Linked DNA regions of Homo sapiens: region 2 is linked to region 1. A link is an interaction called in ENCODE POLR2A ChIA-PET data of the cell type or tissue named here. Cell type or tissue: HCT116. All regions are shown on one strand. Each heading gives the region's core, and the rest is flanking DNA. Links, peaks and the distances in the headings are about the cores only. Region 1 overlaps MBNL2 (muscleblind like splicing regulator 2). Region 2 has its middle 10 kb from the start of MBNL2.

Region 1 (10,707 bases), core at 3,140-7,139:
AGACGGAGTCTTACTCTGTCACCCAGGCTGGAGTGCGGTGGTGCTATCTCTGCTCACTGCAAGCTCTGCCTCCTGGGTTCAAGTGATTCTTCTGCCTCAGCCTCCCAAGTAGCTGGGATTACAGGTGTGCACTACCACACCCAGTTAATTTTTGTATTTTTAGTAGAGACGGGATTTCATCATGTTGGCCAAGATGGTCTCGAACTCCTGACCTCAGGTGATCTGCCCGCCTCGGCCTCCGAAAGTGCTCGGATTACAGGTGTGAGGCACTGTGCCCAGCCTTACTTTTATTTTTTTAATTATTAGACAGTTGTAGTATAATCGAATTTTTCAAGAATGCAACAACTGTGTAAACTGAGAGAAGATTATTCTTTTTCTTTTTTTTTTTTTTTGAGATGGAGTCTCGCTCTGTCACCCAGGCGGGAGTGCACTGATGCAATCTCGACTCACTGCAACCTCTGCCTCCCGAGTAGCTGGGGCTCGGGACCTCATGCCATTCTCCTGCCTCAGCCTCCCGAGTAGCTGGGACTACAGGTTCCCGCCACCACGCCCAGCTAATTTTTTGTATTTTTAGTAGAGATGGAGTTTCACCGTGTTAGCCAGGATGGTCTCCATCTCCTAACCTTGTGATCCACCCGCCTCGGCCTCCCAAAGTGCTGGGATTACAGGCTTGAGCCACTGTGCCCGGCAGAGAAGATTATTATTTAACTTGTTAGGAACTTCATCAGAAATTATTCAGCAATTTGATAAGCCATGCCTTTTATCAAACCTGTGTCAGTCTACATTTGTACCCGTTACATTCATTACAGTGCTGCAAACAAACAGGTGACAGCTTCTGACACTTCATTCTGTCTTCTAATATGCTTGTGCCTTAGCATCAAAATTTTAAAATACATATTATTTATTGTATAAAGTAGCTTTCTGTTGATATGTAAATTACAGTATTTATAGTTATGGCAATATATTGATTTTGTTTTTAAAGTGTGTCTGTTGGTTACACTATGATTTTCATTTGGTGATAATAAAAGTTGTGTTACAAACATTTTGTCAAAAAAGGGGTTATTAGTATTTATAGGTAGGTGTACAGGCCAATGAAATGGCCATTAGGCTGGTCACTGGAGAGAGAGAAAAAGACAAAGGTCAGCTGAAAGTGGTTCTGTCCACCCAAGGCTATGGCCGGGGAAGGAAATGGAAGTTCTAACAAAGAGTTCTCTGGGAATTCAGGGCTAGATTTCAGCTGACAGATCGATCATTGTTCTGTCTGGCTACAGCCATTGGTTCCTGGACATCCAGGAAACCGGTAAGTGCAATGCAGTTTTCAATGGTCTCTAATACAATTGCTTTTATTTCTAATAAGAGCATCTCCTAACTGAATTATAAATATTTGGATAGAAAACACAGATGCAGTGAAAAACATAATTTGAATACAAATACGTGTTGAATAGATTACATCTGGCTGTAGTTTCAAGAATATATTTAGAAATTTTCACTCTTTGAATTGAGGATGTGATTTCTTTCTCTACCCATTCCTGGAAATGGCAATGAAAAGAGATTGGAAATTTTTGCATGTTAAAATGAGCCCTGGATTTTATGACTTTTTCACTTGTACTTTAAGACATAAGATACATGAAAAAAAAGTTGGAAATTTCTCCTTTTGTTATTTTTATCATAAAACAAAGGTTGGCTTATCTGAGTCATTGAATGGCCTTGGGTAACCCTATGTTTTATTTCCCTTATATTAATATATCTGAAAGTATGTTCCAGAGGACAAAATACCATGTAAAATGAAGATATCATTGTCAGACACGGTTCTTTCTCTAGTTAGAAAGAATGAAAGTTTGGAGTTAGTTTTAGAAGACAGTCTATCAAGGGCGTGTCCAACTCACATGCTAGGCAGGACTTCATAGCTTGTACCTACCTTCAGAGAAAGAGCCTTTCTACTTTCTTTTACTTATACTTCGTTGACTTTGGAGAAAATAACTTTTAGTAAAAAAGTTATTTCCACCTGTCATTTTTGTGTGTGCGTGTGTGTGTACATGCATGTGGATGTCTCAAGAACTAATGTTGATACAGATTAGGTACCACATAGAGATTATTGATAGTATACTACTAAATATATTTTGGTTGCAGTGCATGTATTTATGGCTTAAGTGTTACTATCCCTTTGAAGAAAAACAAGGAAAATGAAGCTCAGATAGAGCAGGTGACATCACACAGCTATTCAGAGGCAGAGAGAGTAGAGTCCAGGTTAGAAAAGCTGGTCTTGTCCTTCAACCAAGCAGAACATTCAAGGCACCATTTTATTTATATTTTCAATAAATTAGGCCGGGCACGGTGGCTCACCCTTGTAATCCCAGCACTTTGGGAGGCCGAGGTGGGTGGATGACTTGAGGTCAGAAGTTTGAGACCAGCCTGGCCAACATGGTGAAGCCCCTTCTCTACTAAAAATATGAAAATTAGCCAGGCTTGGTGGCAGGTGCCTGTAATCCCAACTACTTGGGGGGCCGAGGCAGGAGAATCACTTGAACCTGGGAGGCGGAGGTTGCAGTGAGCCGAGATTGTGCCACTGCACTCCAGCCTAGGCAACAGAGCAAGACTTCATCTCACGAAAAATAAATAAATAAATTAATTAATTAATTAAAACAAAACCAATTTAAAGGTATCTAAAAGAAAAACCATTAAAAGAAATCTCTTTTGCTACCTGCCTCAATGTTTTTCTTTGCGAAGTCAATCGAGTTCTCTATTCACTTGCATTTGCATCTCATTCACATCTGTGTTTCCCTTGGTTCACTGAGCTTCCTATGGGCAGGCCCCAGTTAGGAGCCTCTTCTCCGAGGCTGTGATTACAGGGCAGTCTTACACCCTCCTTCTGGAGATCAAGTGGCTCTCAGCCCCAGTCCTTCAGCTGGCAGCTCCTCCAGGGCCCTCTCCGCCCAGGCGTCTGCATCTGATAGGCTTAGGATGCGGCCAAGTCATCGATCAACAGAGAGAGCACATTGAGAGCTATTTTAAATTAGTCTCCAGAAATAGAGTGGGGACGCTCCAACATTGAGCCACTCACAGGAAGGAAACATTATTTTTTAAAAATATATATTTTAAGAATTTAAAAATTAAAAATAGGAAACTCAGAGATTCCGAAAATTAGAAATAGGAGAGTCAAGGAGACAAGGTTTCTTTCTTGTAATTAGATTTATATAAAAAGAATTAAAGGCATCCTATAAATTACTTAATGGATAATGAGTTCTTGACTGTCTGACTCAGAAATAGGCTTGTTTTGCAAAGATCCTTTAATCAGCTCCCTAGGAGGCCGATGTCTGGCAGGCAGCTAAAATATCATAGATGACCCGAAAGTAAACTGGAGGAACTGTGTGCTGCAGAATTATTTCCCTTAAGGTGGTCTGAAATTTTGATCAATCTCAGTCTCAACATTGGACATGACTGATGTTTTTCCCTTAAAAAATGTACAAACTATCTAGAAAGCAATGGCACGGAGGAGACACCTGGGGTCCACAGCCCCAGCTTGTCTGAGAGGCGTGGAATGGAGGGAGGTCGCCTCCTTGCAGAGTGAAAAGCCAGGCTTTCCAGACTCACCCTGCATAACTTAGCAGCTGCAAAAGAATGTGAGCGGCAAGTTCTTTTATACAGTCAAAAGTGAATGCTTTCTGAAAATCTAACACTTAGAAGAGTTCTTAAATACATTTTGAAAAATGAAGTGTCATGTAAGTAAAGACCCTAAAAATAGCTTGGGATTATTTTGTACAGTTGAACGGCACATCCTTTGGCATTTCAGGAAATACTACAGAACCTCGTTTCTTTCTTCTCGAACTTCAGTCTTGCCTTTTCTTTAAAGATGAGTCAAGCAGTGAACCTGGATATTCCTTAAATCACACGCCTTCTGGAGAGGATGGGGCACTACAAAGCAGCTCCTTCTGATGGCTGAGCTGCTGGTCATCAGGCCACTAGTCCCTTTAAAGTGGTCCTCTCTCAGGCAAGTGTCCGTAAAACAAGGCCGCACCCACCCCCTCTAGAAGGCTATGGGTCATTGTCTTTCCTAATTCTCACAGAAGGAAGTCTTAGCTGAAACAAATCTCTCAGGTGTTTTCTGTGAGTCTGGCTGTTTTGTTGTTTTGTTTTTATTGATCAGAAACAGCCGCTGGGGGCAGCCCGGCCAGCACTCTTACAATTGTTTCTAGGGAAATCAGTGAACTCAAAAGCCTGCAGGTAACTCCAGGTGGACATCTTTGTTCTTTTCAGCAAGCAGCAGGATGCCTGGCACACAGAAGGCAAGGAATGCTTCCGACAGGGGTTTTCAAGCTTGAGCCTGCATCAGCCGCCCCCTGGATGGCTTGTTAAAACACAGATTGCTCGTCCTCGTTGTCAGGGTATCTGATCCAGGACCTTGGTGGTGGGGCCTAAGAGTGTGCTTTTCTTTTTTCTTTCCTTCCTTCCTTCCTTCCTTCCTTCCTTTCTTTCTTTTGAGACAGCGTCGCTCTTGTCATCCAGGCTAGAGTGCAGTGGCACGATCTTGGCTCACTGCAACCTCTGCCTCCTGGGTTCAAGTGATTCTCATGTCTCAGCCTCCTGAATAGCTGGGATTACAGGCGTGCGCCACCATGCACGCCCGGCTAAATTTTTTTCTATTTTTTGTAGACATGGGGTTTCACCATGCTTTCCAGGCTGGTCTGGAACTCCTGACTTCAAATGATCCATCTGCCTCGGCCTCCCAAACGCTGGGATTACAGGTGTGAGCCACTGCGCCGGGCCGAGAGTGTGCATTCCTAACAAGATCCCAGCGGATGCTGCTGCTGCTGGCCCAGGCACAACACTTTAAAAACCGCTGGACTAAAGATCTGGGCATTGAGGCTCACGGTGTGCATCCCTGGGGCAGCTCCCAGCCTCAACCTACCTGGCAGCCGCAGGGTAAGCCAGTGGCATCTGCTGGAATTTTCCTACAGATAATACTGGAATTCCCCATTCAGAGCATTAGTCCTTTAGCTTAGACTTTGGTTCTTATTAAAATGCAAATATTCCTTGGAGGAGGATCAGGAGCTCATTCAACAAACATTTGTCCAGTATATTCTGCATACCAGGCACTGAACTGAACTCTGGGGATTCAAAAATAATAGGCAAAGTCTATCAGATACCTGAGGCAAACCCTGTAGGAGTTTACACTGTGGGGAGGCAGATGGAGAAATCAGTATTTACAGTTCTTGTGAATTAAGGAATAATGATACCTATTTAAAAATAATGACCAGGCAGTATTAAAGATGGGCTGTAGGAGAGGGTGTCAAAAGGGAAAGGACGAAGGAGGGGGCGCTGTTCCGGATGCAGGCCCGTGAGGAGGGCCTGCCGGAGGGTGGCTCAGCTGAACCTTCCTGGCAAGCTCATATCCTTTTCCAGGAGGTGGCTTAGAAAGGCAGGAAGTTTCTAAATGCCTGAGGAGAAAAAGGAGAGGGCCTGCCAGAGAAATAATCGGGGGCAACTACTCCCAAACATTGCCTAGGTTCTGCACTGGAAGGAGCTAATTAGGGTAGGATTGTTTGGGACATTGGAAATACAACCAAAAAAGTCAAAAGAAGTGAAAGAAATGGAAGCTAAAACACACCAGTGAGAGAGACTTACACAAAACTGGAAAATAATGTGGGCAGAGACCCTGTTCCCAGTGCAGCCTAGAAACTTCTGGGAAAGGCTAAGGGTGCCCTGCATATAATGGGGCAATGCCGTTATACATGGAATCTTGATGGAAATTTTCCTAATTTCCAAAATTGTGGAACGTCTGGAGGTGCCCTCTCCAGACATTATTAACAGGGGCACCTCTGGGCAGATGAACTTGAAATGCCACCCCTTCCTCCCTGCTCATCCAGGGCACTGTGAATGGAAAAGCAGCTGCATTTCCACCGTGCCCTCAGGGAAGCAGGCTCCCATTGGTGCTACCAGAGTATTCCAACCCTGCTTCCCACCCAGGGTGACTGTTGGCCCCAGAGGTGTTCCCTTCACTTTTGGGTGAACAGCAGCTGGAGGAAGAAAGCGGGCTTAAGGTTTTTGTAGTGACACTTGGAAAAACCTCTCTGAGGCTCCCTTTGGTTGCAAAATAAAGGCGGTGTGAGAAGTGAAGCCTTCTCCAGATAAGAGGTCCAGGTACTGCTATGCAGTCAGACCATTGATCTCTAGGCACCTCCCTGCTCTCAGACTCTGTGGCTGGAGCAGATCTACACCAGGTCTAATCCTGGTCATCATATGGAACTATCGTAGAGAGAGAGGAAGCCTGAAAGTAGATTTTGTTAATACAGATTGGTATAGTAACTTTTAAAAATCACAGAATACTTTTATATTTCCACTATAATCTGTCTTTCATGGCAGCAACCATGTACATACAGGCAGGAACTATTATCGACATTTAGATGAAGAAGGTGGGTCTCAAAGAAATTGACTTGCCCAAGGTTATGTGACGAGATACCTTGGCAAAGTGAAGGCTGGAAGCTAGTTCTTAGGACTTTCTATCACCCTGGAAGTTCTGTTGACTAATAGAAGAAATGCAAAAGCCCTTGAGACAGCACCGTCAGTAGCAATAGAATGTGAGCTACTTAGACAATTATGAATTTTTGAGTGGGAAAAGGAAGCAGGTGAGATCAATTTTAATATTTAACCCAATATATTAAAAATATTAATTCAGTATGTAATAACTATGAAACAATCTTAATAAGATATTTTCACATTCTTTTTTTTCTTACAAGGCATGTATTTTTGAATTCAGTGTGTATTTTCTACTTGGAGCACATCTGAATTTGGATGCTAAATTTTCATTGGCAGTACTCCATCTGTATGTAGGTTTCATAAAATTTAAAATTAAAAAAGTAAATTTATATACTCAACTTGGTCTAATCACACTAAAAAGTTTTCCAATGACTGAATCAAGGGTGAGTTTTTAAAATTTAAATTCATTAAGAATAAATAAAAATTTAAAATTTAGTTTCTCAGTTTCACTAGCCACAATTCAGGTGCTTGATTGATATGTTGCTGGTGATTTCTGCCTTGAACAGCACAGTCTAACACATGCCCCTTCCTCTCAGCAACTGGCAGGCTAGTAAGTCCAATATTCTATTACATCTATATGTTGGCATATCTCTCAGTCCCGTCTCTTGATGGCCATGCTGAAATGTGGTCTAGCCCATCCTTACCCTCCATTGCTCTTATCTTTGGTAGAACCATCTAACCTAGCTCAAGTGGCTCTCTCCCTTTTCCCCACATCTGCCTGCCTGTACCCACTCCTTGGTACAGGTGCCTATGCTAACAGTAGCCGTATAGCTTTTTGGAAAGGAACAGAGAACAAGCTGGGAGAAAGAGTGGATTCATGAGAGGCTATGATAACAGTATGTTGTACCTGTGATATAATGCACACCTCTTTCCTTCTGAAACATCTTTGCTGTACAAGTGACTCTGGCCATCAGAAAGCTTGGGTACACCTGCTCTTTTTTGTTTTTTTTTTTTTGTTTTTTTTTTTTGAGACAGAGGCTCTCTGTGTTGCCCAGGCTGGAGTGCAGTGGCGCGAGCTCACTGCAATCTCCACCTCCTAGGTTCAAGCAATTCTCATGCCTCAGCCTCCCAAGTAGCTGGGATTACAGGCGTGTGCCAGGCTAATTTTTGTATTTTTAGTAGAGACAGGGTTTCGCCATGTTGGCCAGGCTGGTATCAAACTCCTGGCCTCAAGTGATCTGCCCATCTTGGCCTCCCAAAGTGCTAGGATGACAGGCGTGAGCCACTGCACCCAGCCTACTCCACTTTTTAAGATTTATTTATTTATTTATTTCTAAAAAAAAACAAACAAAAAACAAAACAAAAAAAAACAGGATACATGTGCAGAATGTGCAGGTGTGTCACATAGGTATACGTGTGCCACGGTGGTTTGCTGCACCTATTGACCTGTCCTCTAAGTTCCCTCCCCTCACCCCGTAAACCCCCAGCAGGCTCTCGTATGTGATGTTCCCCTCTCTGTGTCCATGTGTTCTCAGTGTTTAACTTCTACTTATGAGTGAGAACATGCCGTATTTGGTTTTCTGTTCCTGTGTTAGTTTAATGAGGATGATAGCTTCCAGCTTTATCCATGTCCCTGCAAAGGACATGATCTCATTCCGCTGCATAGTATTCCATGTTGTATATGTACCACATTTTCTTTATCCAGCCTATTATTGATGGGCATTTGGGTTGATTTCATGTCTTTGCTATTGTAAATAGTGCTGCAATAAACATAGGTGTGCATGTGTCTTTACAGTAGAATGATTTATATTCCTTTGGGTATATATACCCAGTAATGAGATTTTTGGGTCAAATGGTGTTTCTGGTTCTAGATCCTTGAGGAATCACCATACTGTCTTCCACAATGGTTGAACTAATTTACATTCCCACCAACAGTATAAAAGCATTCCTATTTCTCCACAGCCTCGCCAGCATCTATTGTTTCCTGACTTTTTAATAATCACCATTCTGACTGGCATGAGATGGTATCTCATTGTGGTTTTGATTTGCATTTCTCTGATGATCAGTGATGTTGAGTTTTTTTTCATGTTTGTTGGCTGCGTAAATGTCTTCTTTTGAGAAGTGTCTGTTCATATCCATTGCCCTTTTCATATCCTTTGTATGTTCATATCAGTTTTTGATGGGATTGTTTGTTTTTTTCTTGTAAATTTGTTTAAGTTCCTTGTAAATTCTGGATATTAGACCTTTGTCAAATGGGTGGGTTGCAAAAATTTTCTCCCATTCTGTAGGTTGCCCGTTCACTCTAATGATAGTTTCTTTCGCTGTGCAGAAGCTCTTTAGTTTAATTAGATCCCATTTATCAATTTTGGCTTTTGTTGCAATTGCTTTTGGTCATGAAGTCTTTCTGCATGCCTATGTCCTGAATGGTATTGCCTAGGTTTTCTTCTAGGGTTTTTTATGGTTTGGGTTTTAAATTTAAGTCTTTAATCCATCTTGAGTTAATTTTTGTATAAGGTGTAAGGCAGGCCATCCCTGCTTTTAAAAGCAAGTTTATCTTAAAGACAAATAGGGTGTGATCTCACTTAGAGGTTCTAAGTGTTCTCACAACTAAAAAATGCTAAGTATGCATATGTTAATTAGCTCAATTTAGCTATTCTACAATGCATACGTATTTCAAAATATCATTTGTATATAATAATCCTATACAGTTTTTGTCAATTCAAATAAATACTTAATTTTAAGCAAGTGTATCTTGGTAGAGTCTGATCATCTGAATTCTGGTGGGATTTTCATAGTAAGTTGAAATGGAAATTCTCCCAGGGGGAAAAAATATATATTTCTTCCAGGGGGAATGAAAAAGGCTTCTTACCTATAAGTATGAATAAAAATGTACAGCATTCACTGAACTGCATTGGAAGCATAGCTCCTGGAGAACTTTTAGGAACATCTGAGTAATTATTCTTGCCATCTATGCAACAGTACCTATGTTTACCTCTTTCTTTTCCTCCATGGGAGCCCTTGGGAGAGACTCTGCTGCCTTTGAGGTTGAGCATCTACCTTGGGTCCTGGTACTGAGGACTTGGGGACTCTACGTAATATTTTTCAAACACTAAGTGTGTTCAGCCCATCATTTGAAATATCCTTGTCATTGGTGCCTCATCTCCCTTGATGCAGGCAGAAATATGTCCTTGTCCTTTGCTTTCCTCATCCTTTGTTCTCCATGGGAGCTAGAGGTGCAGGTTGAGGTAATAAAGATACAAGTCCAGGCTGGTCTATGAAACCCAACCCATATTAAATTTGGTTATTAAACTCATCTTCTTAAGCTCCCTAGCTTAGGCTAGCTGATATTAGCTTCTGTGAATGCAGCGTTGCCAAACAGACATGCAGGAGCCTGCCTGGACCCCTCAAATATTTTATAATTGAAGTTTGCTATGTGTCATAGCTTTCAAGATTGCCAACTTCCTTAAATGTGCATGCAATTATAACTCATGCAAACACTTTTATTAAAATGTAAAAGAATTATTGGGATGAAGTAGCAATTCCCACCAGTCCCAAGAGATGTCCTGCTTAAATAAATGTTCCATCATCAGATAAGCTTGAGACACCATTGAGGCTTCTCCCTTATAAGGGACCCATCAGACACAGCAGCCAAGAAAAGCCCTATTGCAGGCCGGACGCGGTGGCTCACGTCTGTTGTCTCAACATTTTGGGAGGCCAAGATGGGTGGATCACCTGAGGTGAGGAGTTTGAAAACAGCCTGGCCAAGATGGTGAAACCCCACCTCTACTAAAAATACAAAAATTATCTGGGCATGGTGGTGGGCACCAGTAATCCCAGCTACTCGGGAAGCTGAGGCAGGAGAATCACTTGAACTCAGGAGGCAGAGGTTGCAGTGACCCAAGATCACACCACTGCACTCCAGCCTGGGCAACAAGAGTGAAACTCCGTCTCAAAAAAAAGAAAAAAAATTAAAAAACTTAAAAAGCCCTAATGCAAGGAAGCTCGTCTGGCTTGATTTACCCAGAGTTAAATAAACTTAATTGATTTGGGGTCATACTTTTTAAGGGAACACTTGTGAACCACTTAAAAATTATTGGGCCGGGCACGGTGGCTCACGCCTGTAATCCCAGCACTTTGGAAGGTTGAGGTGGGCAGATCACCTGAGGTCAAGAGTTCGAAACCAGCCTGGTCAACATGGTGAAACCATGAAACCCTGTCTCTACTAAAAATACA
Region 2 (10,707 bases), core at 4,083-8,082, 56 kb before region 1:
TCCTTGTTGCAGAGATAAAGAAGAATCTTAGGGACAGGAGACCCCAGGCAATGGCACATGCTAATAGTGAGAGAGATAGGACTTGAACTTGAGAACTGATTGGAGCCTGCTCAATCAGTTGTAGTAATAATGATAGTAATAATGATAATACTAATAACATAGTAACAATGATAACAGTGTAATATTGTAGTAATAATGATAATAGTGTAATACTATGCCAAATACAATGAAATGGAAAGAGAATGGCATGGGGTTCAAAGTCTGCAATATGGGTTCAGGTTAAAGTCATGACCAAACTAGTAGTGTGACCTTGAGCAAGTTATTTAACTTGGCTAAGCCTCAGTTTCCTCCTTTGAAAAATGGATTTAGTAATACAAGGGCAGGTAACAGGCTTGTCTTCCTTGAATGCCTGTTGTCCCTCTGCTGTGTTTCCTTTCCCTCTACTCACAACTTTCTCCCTACCTCCTTGGATCCCCTTCCCTTTCCTGCATGCATTCATTTTGAAGCTCAACTCATTATACAGCTAAAGTGCTAGAGAAAACCTGTAAATGGCCAAGGTTGTGCTACACACTCTATGATGGGCACTAAAAACCAGCAATCAATAAGAGTGAGGTTAGGGGATAGTCTTAAATTATGCAGAGAAGCATTATTTATTGAACTTGTTATTCTGCAGATTTGCATTTCCCAATGTGTATTTTTTATATTAACAGGAGTGTATTAGTCCGTTTTCATGCTGCTGATAAAGACATACCCAAGACTGGGCAATTTAGAAAAGAAGCAAGTTTATTTGGACTTACAGTTCCACGTGGCTGGGGAAGCCTCACAATCATGGTGGAAGGCAAGGAGGAGCAAGTCACATCTTACATGGATGGCAGCTGGCAAGGATAGAAAGCTCATGCAGGGGAACTCTTCTTTTTAAAACCATCAGATCTTGTGAGACTTATTCACTGTCATGAGAACAGCACGGGAAAGACTTGCCCCCATGATTCAATTACCTCCCACCAGATCCCTCCCACAACAGGTGGGAATTCAAGATGAGATTTGGGTGGGAACAGAGCCAAACCATATAATTCCACCCCTGGCCCCTCCCAAATCTCATGTTCTTACACTTAAAAAGAAATCATGCCTTCCCAACAGTCCCCCAAATTCTTAATTCATTTCAGCATTAACTCAAAAGTCCACAGTTCAAAGTCTCATCCAAGACAAGGCAAGTCCCTTCCACCTATGAGCCTGTAAAATCAAAAGCAGGTTAGTTACTTCCTAGATACAGTGGAGGTACAGGCAGTGGGAGAAGTTGGCCAAAACAAAGGGGCTACAGGCCCCATGCAAGTTTGAAATCCAGCAGGGTAGTCAAATCTTAAAGTTCCGAAATGATCTCCCTTGACTCTATGTCTCACATCCAGGTCATGCTGATGCAAGGGGGTGAGTTCCCATGGTCTTGAACAGCTCTGCTCCTGTGGTTTTGCAGGGTACAGCCTCCTTCCCAGCTGCTTTCAAGGACTGGTGTTGAGTCCGTGAAATTAAGTTTGGAGATAAACAAAATTAAACTTTTGTTTCTTGCAGGACTTCTCAAAGCCTTTAATATGCTCATGTGCAATGTGAATCTCCAAGTGGACAATGTAGTATGCATTGATTCCCACATAAGCCCAAAGGGGAATTCTTTTTTATTTTCCGAGATCATGTTGTGGGACCATTATTTAGCAGGAAAACGATGAGAAAGACTTGGACAGGAATAGTGCCAATTAATAGATGTAGGAATCAATGATTGAGGATCATTATTGTGACTTAGGCAGGGGACAACATACCTCTGATTCCTTTGTAGGGCTGGAACTTGAGCCTTTTGTGGAACCCACAGCTTGGCCCAGATTGTACAATAGAACTGGATAGTTCCTAGAACTACAAAAGTAAAAGCTGATTCATGGATTTCTCTAATCAATCTCCCGGGGTGTAGAAACCCTAGTCCCTAGTCTTTACCCTATTACAGGCCATGTAAAAAAAGTCTCAGTGGTAGATGCATGTGGGTCAGGGACTTGAGAAATTTGGAAAAATAATGACAAAACTAGGAAAGAGCCAGGGCAGAAACACAAAGATTATCCAAAGGTGAGAAGCTCCTAATAATGAGATCAACCTCTAATAACATTCACCTTCCTCAACCCTAACCTTAATCTAAAGATGTTAACTGGGCAGATGTGTACAGTTGAGTAGGTTGTGTACTATACAACTCCAGCGGTACATATACTTCAAGAATGTGGACTGTAGAATGGTAAGTATGACCTAAATAATGCTCTAGAGATTTTCTGCATGCAACCTTCATGGTCATACACAGTGGCCCTGGACATAAACTCAGCAATTAAGTAAACTGAGAATGTACACTTAAAAATTATTATTTTGATCAAACTGTGAGTGGTTTTTATATCCAACAGAGTTCTTAAATGCGGGGGCAAACAAATCAAACTGGCCAGCCAACCAGCTAAAAAGGTACAATAAATGAATTCAAAATCCTTGAAAGACATGATTTGGGTAATTATATTTTAAATTAAATCCCTATATTTCCTTTAAAATATTGCAGGAAGTTCTCTGTTTTCTACTTCGAGGATAATGTCACCCATTATTATTTTCTTCTATATAAACAAGAGAACCCACCAAAATTTGCCAGCTTGCCAACTCCCTGTCAAAACATGTTAATAGAGTACGAATCTTTGCTCCACTTTTAGGATTAGACTGTGAGTATTTGCCCCACTAAGAGGCCTAAATTTTACACAGAATCCACTTCAGCCACTAGGTTCTTTAGAGACCCAGGATTAAGTCTTTAACCTGATGTGCCTCAACTTCTCTACTTGTAAAGTGAAGGTAAAGAAAGTGACTTCCCAGATTGAGTGAGTATGAAGTGATAAATTACTGCAAAGTAGTGTTCAAAGGAGAGTGTGCAATTAATGCTTTATAATAATCTTTCCAATATTGAAGACATAAAGATAAATTAGTTAGCCCCTTTGTCTTCTTTGAGAACGATGATAAAACCCTTATTTGGGTGTCAGTGAGTCTAATTAAGGCAATTAATACTTATTAGTTTATACACTATGAAAAATGTGTACTCATTGCTCATTTGGTAAAATTTCTAGTTTTCTAGAAGTTTGATGAACTTTTTGTTTGGCTATTGTCAATATTAAAAAGTTCTTTAAAAAAAGACACTGACTTCTTTTTATTTTTATTTTTAACTTTTTGAGGCAAGATCTTGCTCTGTCACCCAGGCTGCAGTGCAGTGGCACGATCTCAGCTCATTGCAACCTCCGCCTCCTGGGTTCAAGCAATTCTCATGCCGCAGCCTCCCAAGTACCTGGGATTACAGGTGTGCATCACCATGCCTGTATAATTTTTGTGCTTTTAGTAGAGACGGGGTTTCACCGTATTGGCCAGGCTGGTCTCAAACTCCTGGCCTCAGGTGATCTGCCCGCCTTGGCCTCCCGAAGTGCTGGGATTACAGGCATGAACCACCACACCTGGCCGACATTGACTTTTAACCAAAAAAACCCAAAGTGTCCTCAGTATATTTAAATGTGAAATCTTAAGAACAGAGATTTTTTTCTAAGTGTGGTCCAAAGTATTAGCTCAGTGATGTTACATAACTCAGAGTATGTATCTATAAAGCAAGGTTATAAATGCTTAATTATGTTAAAAATAACTTTAAGATTCAAATAGATTAAAAATGTCATCTGTGTTTCTTAGTCAGGGACCCAGCAAATTGAGAACTTTTAAAATTACTTTTAGAACATGACGGTTAGTGTGTGATGAAAGCTTATAAAGGAAGTCTTTGTCTTTGTGGCATAGCTTGTGGTTTTGAAAACGGAGAGCCTGATTTTACCAAAGTGTAGTATGTATGTGGATAGTTTTCTATTCATTGACAGTGAATTTTTCATATTGATATATACAAATTTTATAACTATACATAAACACAATTTAAATGATTCTATACAACTGTGAATTTTTTTTTTTTTTTTTTTTTTTTTTTTTTTTTTTTTTTGAGACAGAATCTCACACTGTTGCCCAGGCTGGAGTGCAGTGGTGCAATCGTGGCTTACTGCAACTTCTGCCTCCCAGGTTCAAGTGATTCTCATGCCTTAACCTCCCAAGTAGCTGGGGTTACAGGCATAAGTTTCACCACATTGGCCAGGCTGGTCTTAAACTTCTGGCCGCAAGTGATCCACCCGCCTTGGCCTCCCAAAGTGCTCAGTTTTTTAAATGTTATTTGCTGTGAGACCAAAGTCAGTATTGAAACTTCTAAGTGGAAGGGACTCAGTCCAGTTCCTGGTGTGGGAAGGATTTCTGGCTGCTGTGATTTAGTGACTTGGGTATATGGGATTTTTGTGTATGGAGAAGAGGGGTGGTGAAAGGGTAGCAGGGAGAGGAAGGCAGGGGTTGGGTGGGGTGAGGGAAGGGGTGAGGTACATAACATTTGATGCATGATCTGACACCCTATGAGAATCCTCATTGAAATTTTGAGGAGCCACAAACTTCCAGGGAGTTAAAATCTTTTCTGTCTTTTACAAAAGTAAGCCTTGTCTTGCTGTCTGCTTCCTCATCTTCAAATAAGAAGCTAGGGTGTAGATGAAAGATTTCTTCTAGCCCTAGGATCCATGATTGTAAGCTCACCATAATCGTCTCAGGATTGGACTGCTTTGCGAAATAAAATCATTCTATTTGTAAGTGATTAGGCTTGTTGGAGAGGTTGGCAATCCCATGGGTTGGGGGTATAGAGCAGGAGTGTGTGGGCCTGAGCTTGAGAGAGACGAGGGTTGCAGGCAAAGCTGCAGCAAAAACTGGAGTAGAAAAAGCACAATTCTCATTTTGTTTTGCTGTGGAAAAGGGACCTGCTAACAGAGTTCAAGATTAGAATGACTCAGTGAATATTTAAGTATGGTTATTTCTTCCTTTTTCATTAAGCCTTCTAAATGCAGAGATCTATAAAGCTGTGGCTTGAGATTTTAGAGAAAGAATGCAGTGACATGAGACCAAAATGATGTGAGGTGATGACATCAGCATCAGAATGCTGTTGCTAAGGTGAGCCTGTTTTTCTCTCTAATCCAGCTGGAAGGCAAAATAATTGCCCATTTCTGGTAAAGAATATACCCATGACATGATCCCTTTTCTGTAGCAGATAAAACAAAGCCAGATGCCTTCTCTTTGCACAAATTATTTTAAAAATAAAGATTAAAATTTCATTATAAAACATAGCACATGTCCTTGGGAGAATAGGCAGAACATTTTACGTAAGTTTGAAATTTTAATTTATCAAGACTATATGCCGAGATCTAAATGGATATCGGAATGAGTTAGTGTGATGAATCTACTGGGAAAGAGATAGCAGTATTTTGGATTTAGGGAAAGGGGAGATGGGGAAATATCTAAAGGTGTCAAAGAAAGATCTCCAAGCTTATGGTGGCTGATAGAGGGAAGAGAGTGAGGAAAGTCCTGGATTTGAAGAAAGACAGGCAGAAGCCACCGTGCTATGGCTCTTGATAATGGTGCCCTTTGTACAAAGAGAACAGTATCAGTGGAATTCAGAAACAAGGGGTGGGACTCAGGCAAACTAGAGGCCAAAGTGGTTGCATGCAGAAGTCCCTCCCACATGAACGTTTTCCAGAATTGCTCCTGGGGTTTGAATATTCTGCTTGGAACACACTTCTCCAGAGATTTCTATTCATTTGACAGTGGAAACACACTCCCTCACCCCTACATGTCTCTGTTCAGAGGGCGCTTTCTGCATGAGCCTGTCCTGGCCCCACGGTAGAAGCCACAGCTACCCCCACAGTAGAAGCCACAGCTACCCCCTCCCAGCTCCACCTGATTGCCTGATCCCCTCTACCAGGCCCAAATTCTCCTTTTCCTTTTACTTTTTTCTTTGCACTTAGCACCTTCTGATTTGCCATATAATTTTTCTATTACATTTAGAGCCAGTGAGGTGTCGCAGTAGAGAACATGGCCTCTGAAGCCAGCCTGCCTGGGGCAAATGGGCTGCACCACCTGCCAGCTGTGCGACCCTGGAAAGGTTACTTAATCATTCAGGTGTTTTCCCATCTGTAAACCTGAGATAATAATAGTGTCATGGATTTCACACAATAGCATTGTGCTTGACTCAGTATAATCACTATGTACATATTTAATAAATAGATGTCTCTCTTTGTCGTCAACACTATGTGAGCACCCCAGAAGTGCTTGTCATGAGTAGCATTTGATGGAGGAAAGAGATGAGTAACACATTTTCCAGAAATTGATGTTTTCGCTGAAACATGGAATTTAGACAGGGTTAAGCTTTGGAAGGGTAGTTATGCCCATAGGTCACTAGACAGCTACCAAGGGCCCTCTACTGGTCAGAAAAACCCGGGCAAATCTTCTCTAAGATTTGCCTGAGGAGAAAGGCTACTGTGAAGATCTGGTCCAGACAGGAGATCCTGGAGCCACAGGGACTTCCCAGATAACCATGGTTGTGAGAAACAAATAGAAAGTAGCATTGAGGTGTGCTAGATGCCTCAAGTTAGTAAAGCTAAGGACCTCAGTCAAGTAAGAACATATAGCATCAAATAAAAGAGGTTGAGTTGAATGAGGTTGAATAGAGGTGACAAAGAAAGATCTAGAAGCTATGGTTGTTGACAGAAGAGAGTGAGGGAAGTTCTGAATGTGAAGAAAGATAGGCAGAAGCAGAGATGGACACGGTCTAATGAACAGGAAAAAAAAACCATTTTACCTGGGCCAGAGTTTTCCAAAATAAAACCCCCAAGAACACCATACTAGTTAGATTTCTTTTTTTAAGTAAAAGAGCCTCTGGTAAAATTAATTCTCAGACACAGTGAACTAGAAAACCCCGTCTTGGAAATTTGCAATGCACATTCCCAGAATCAAGGCTCTGAGAGGTCCTTCGGTAAAAACACACATTTAATGAGTGATTTCAACGGTTTCCAAACTTAGCCCTGGGTCCTTTTCTTCAGAAACATTTGAGATGAGTGCCCAGAGATCTCACTTTGGGGATCATGTGAAATAATGTGAGATTCTCGGGGTCCCATCTACATCTTGCTTATCTTTACATCATGAATGTTTCAATTGGGACCAACATGTAGCAAGTCACGTGATAAACCCTAATCAGATGAGTGAACAAGTGGATCTAGGTAGGGTGGTGATCCTAAAATAAACAGAAAGAGATGGAGAGGGGAATAGGAGCACTGACAAGTCTTTCCTTCAGGAACGGTATATTGTAGTAAATCAAAACCAGTTGCATTTAATTTTTAAAGTCAAGATTGTCATCACACTACAATAACACACATGCTATATGCTTCATCTATTCCCCACGTCCATTCCATACTCCCTGTTGGAGATGACAATGTCTTCATCAGGCAGCAGGCTCACATACTTCCACTGCTACAGAGACTCCTACAATCTCACCACAGTCTTGTGCTAGAACCCACCCACTTCTGAACCGTTGAAGAACAAGTTACGTTATTCTCATTCCATTAAAGAAAAGGTTATTAAAGACCCTTTGATTCCATTAAAAACTCTTTGTAGGGATCTAAGCTGCTCATCAAGCATCAAAGAAATAGAAAATCCTGATTCTGCCATAGCATACACTATTTGGTGACACCAAAGTGATACTCTCAATTGGTAGTTTTGACTTTTCGACTCTTTCCTGGTTTTTTAAAACTTGGCTTTAATGACCCTTGGAAGTCCCTTAGAAATGCCACATTAGCTTTGATCCTTGGCCTTGTGTCTCAAACCCAATTTCCTACTCATCCTGTACCATATTTCAGTCCTGCTAAATTTTGTTTAACAAATATTTATTGTCAGTCCCATATGTTGGGTACTGGACAACCAGTAATGAGTATCAAGTAGATTATAAATTTTGACAAAAGGCAGTAAATGCTCCAGAAACAAAAGGAAAAGTATAGCACATGAGTGTATGTCCTTCCATCCGATAGCCACTGGACCCATGTTCAGCCTGGCCCCTCAGTCAGAAGGTGGGCAGAAGGTTATAGACAGAAAAATCTTACTTTCAAGTATCCCAACAGGAGGGAGATCACAGCCCTCACCTGCAGCTTAGAGACCCACCTTTCAGGCTTGGACATTCTCTGTCAGAAACACCACTTTCATAGAAGGAGGTGGAGAAGGGGCTGAGAATACTCATCCTTTATTATAGGAGAAAGGGCGAATTCTAGTGAGCACAGTGACAGATGCACAGTGATCCCTCAGCCAGCCCAGAAGAATAGCAGTCAGGAGCTGCAAAAGAAGTCTGTAATTTTATTGAAGACAGTGACAGGGGAAATGCTCATTGCTGCTTCCTCTTTGTGCTTATATTTACAATTCACCATTTGGAAAGGTGGATGATCCTGGCAAGTTCCCAGGCCCATCAACTGTGGGCAGATCACTCAGCCCCTGCCTCAGAGTGTTCTTTCTTTGGCCCAGAGAACATCTGCAATCCTGGAGAACCATAGGCTTCGCCCCCATCTCCAACGCTTGGAGGATTTCACATGACCACAGCTTAAGGGCTGGGCATGTCCTGTAACCTTTGACCTGACCTCCTCTCTGCGACTTCAAATGCCCTTAGGCCTGGGTCAGGAGGCATGATATGACCATCAAACCAGAAAAACAATGAGACAGTTAACATTGGCCAAACTATTGGGACTTTTGCCTTAGTGCCATGGTTCCCAAACCATGCTCTCAGGCACCCTAGGAAACTGTAGTGAATTCACTGGGGTTCCATGGGCTGCTGTACATTTTCTAAGGAAATACAGCAATATTCATCATCTGTCAGACACTGTGCGACCTACTAGCTCAAGGTAATTCATGATTTCAATAGAATCACACTTTGTTCCTTTTGATGGTAACATATATCTTTGCAAAGCTGGGTTTTTAGTAGTTGTTAAGCTGATAAAACAAGTACCATGCAAGAAGCAATGTGGAACAGGAAATGAGAGTTGTGGTTGCAAACTGATTTCAAGCTTTGAGATAGGCATGCTACAATCCATTAAAAACTAATTCGAGTTAAGCATGTAAGAAAAATGTTTTTTTTCAAATATTTTGCATTAACTTTTCATATAACTCCTTACTTGTTAAAACATAAGCACTTACTAAGGTATTTGGATATAGCTATTTAATAAATGGAACAATTAGGTATTATTTTTGGCCTAGGGACACAGTGAAAAAAATTATGGAATACCAAGAGTGTCATGAAGCAAGGAAGTTTGGAAATCTCTACTTTAGTTATCACTTTTTTGGCATACAGAAATCACTCTCACTAGGATTCTAAGCCCTAAGGGCTATGATGATGTTGATAATGATAATAGTAGCAGTAAAAATAGTGGCTAACAGACATTGAGCACTGCTATGTACCATGTTCTATGCTAAGGGAGTCTCACACATGATTTCATTTACATGCTTTATGCAATTTGCTTCCTCCTATTTTCCTTAACCCAGAAAATGTTAGTCCTAATTTTCCCATCTTCTGCCTCTAGACCTACTGGAGAAAAATTAAAAACCAGTTGACATTTCTTGCGATAAATTCAGGAAAAAACACCATAACTTTTTTTTTCTGAAAATTATAAAACCAATTTTCTATTCCCTGCTGCATTTTCAACCAACATGTTAAAAAAAATACTAATCTCTTCGAAAGTATGTAAATTTTCTCCAGAATCCTAAATAGAAATCAATCAACCAAAATGAATTCAGCACCACTCCATGTTCGGCATTGTGGATGACGAAAAGTACTTTAATGCAAGGTCTGTACCCTCAGGGGGCTTATGATTTGGTTTATACATGAAATAACTAGAAAAAAAAGTAAAAAATAGCAGTACATACTAAAGGACAAAGAGGCGGGATAGGCTTGAAACATTATGTTGAGAGAGAAATAAGCCCTAAGATTGAATAATCACAGACCAGGCCCGTCAGCAACTTACCTTTCTGTCTCATCTCTCTCTTGCTATGAACAACTTTTTCTTCCTTTCTAGGGACCAGGCCATCTCTTCCAGTAAACCAAACACTACCATCTGTCCTAAGACACCTATCCTTTTCTATTCAAAGGGAGACTCTGTTTCTCAGGAAATCACCATGATTTTAAACATCATCAAACATTAATTTTCTCCTTGACTATAAGCTTGCTAACTTTGGTATGCCCAGCAAAGGAGATTACTTCATAACTGCATTGTGCCTTTCAGCTTTTATGCATTGCTTCTTTTCCTTCTCCGGTCCAACTTTAAATTCGTGCATGTGTGCTTGTGTGTGTGTGTGCATGCATGGATATATATTATTACATATGTAGTATATTTACACATACATAGAGTATAATATATAATACACATATAATGTATAATATGCATATTATATACATAATATAAAATGTATACATAATACATAATATATACGTAATACATATTATAGAATATAGAATATACATATAACATAATATACACATAATATGTAATATATACATATATACACATATGTGTTGTATATAATATATGATATATACATATCATATACAGTATGCATATAATATATAGTACACATATTATATATAATAATTATACATTATACATAATATATATGTCTCTATGGCTTCTCTACCAATTTTTTTACTTAAGCCCTGTAACTGTCTTTATCACCTTATTACCAGTGCCATTTCCAAGTTTATCCATTTAACCATTCAACAACTATTCAGAAAGTGTCTGC

Evidence for each region. Peaks named below come from ENCODE experiments on the same cell type or tissue, not always from the same donor. Only the 100,000 strongest peaks of a DNase experiment are listed, where the experiment ranks them.
Region 2: POLR2A ChIA-PET joins it to region 1 with 6 read pairs; 21 of 35 experiments call an interaction of 5 or more read pairs at or near these places.

Annotation. Positions count from the first base shown.
Region 1 is chr13:97,263,637-97,274,343 of GRCh38, forward strand. The region is part of intron 1 of MBNL2 (muscleblind like splicing regulator 2); the gene reads left to right. The region is part of intron 3 of LOC101927385 (a long non-coding RNA gene); the gene reads right to left. Among named protein-coding and RNA genes, the nearest start is that of MBNL2, 47 kb to the left of the region's middle. In HCT116, for the core only: no CTCF peak of the experiment used is centred there; no DNase peak of the experiment used is centred there; H3K27ac peaks cover 4,000 bases.
Region 2 is chr13:97,206,593-97,217,299 of GRCh38, forward strand. It overlaps a transcript of MBNL2 not described here. Among named protein-coding and RNA genes, the nearest start is that of MBNL2, 10 kb to the right of the region's middle. In HCT116, for the core only: a CTCF peak has its summit at 6,359 (motif pointing left); a DNase peak (open chromatin) is centred at 6,361.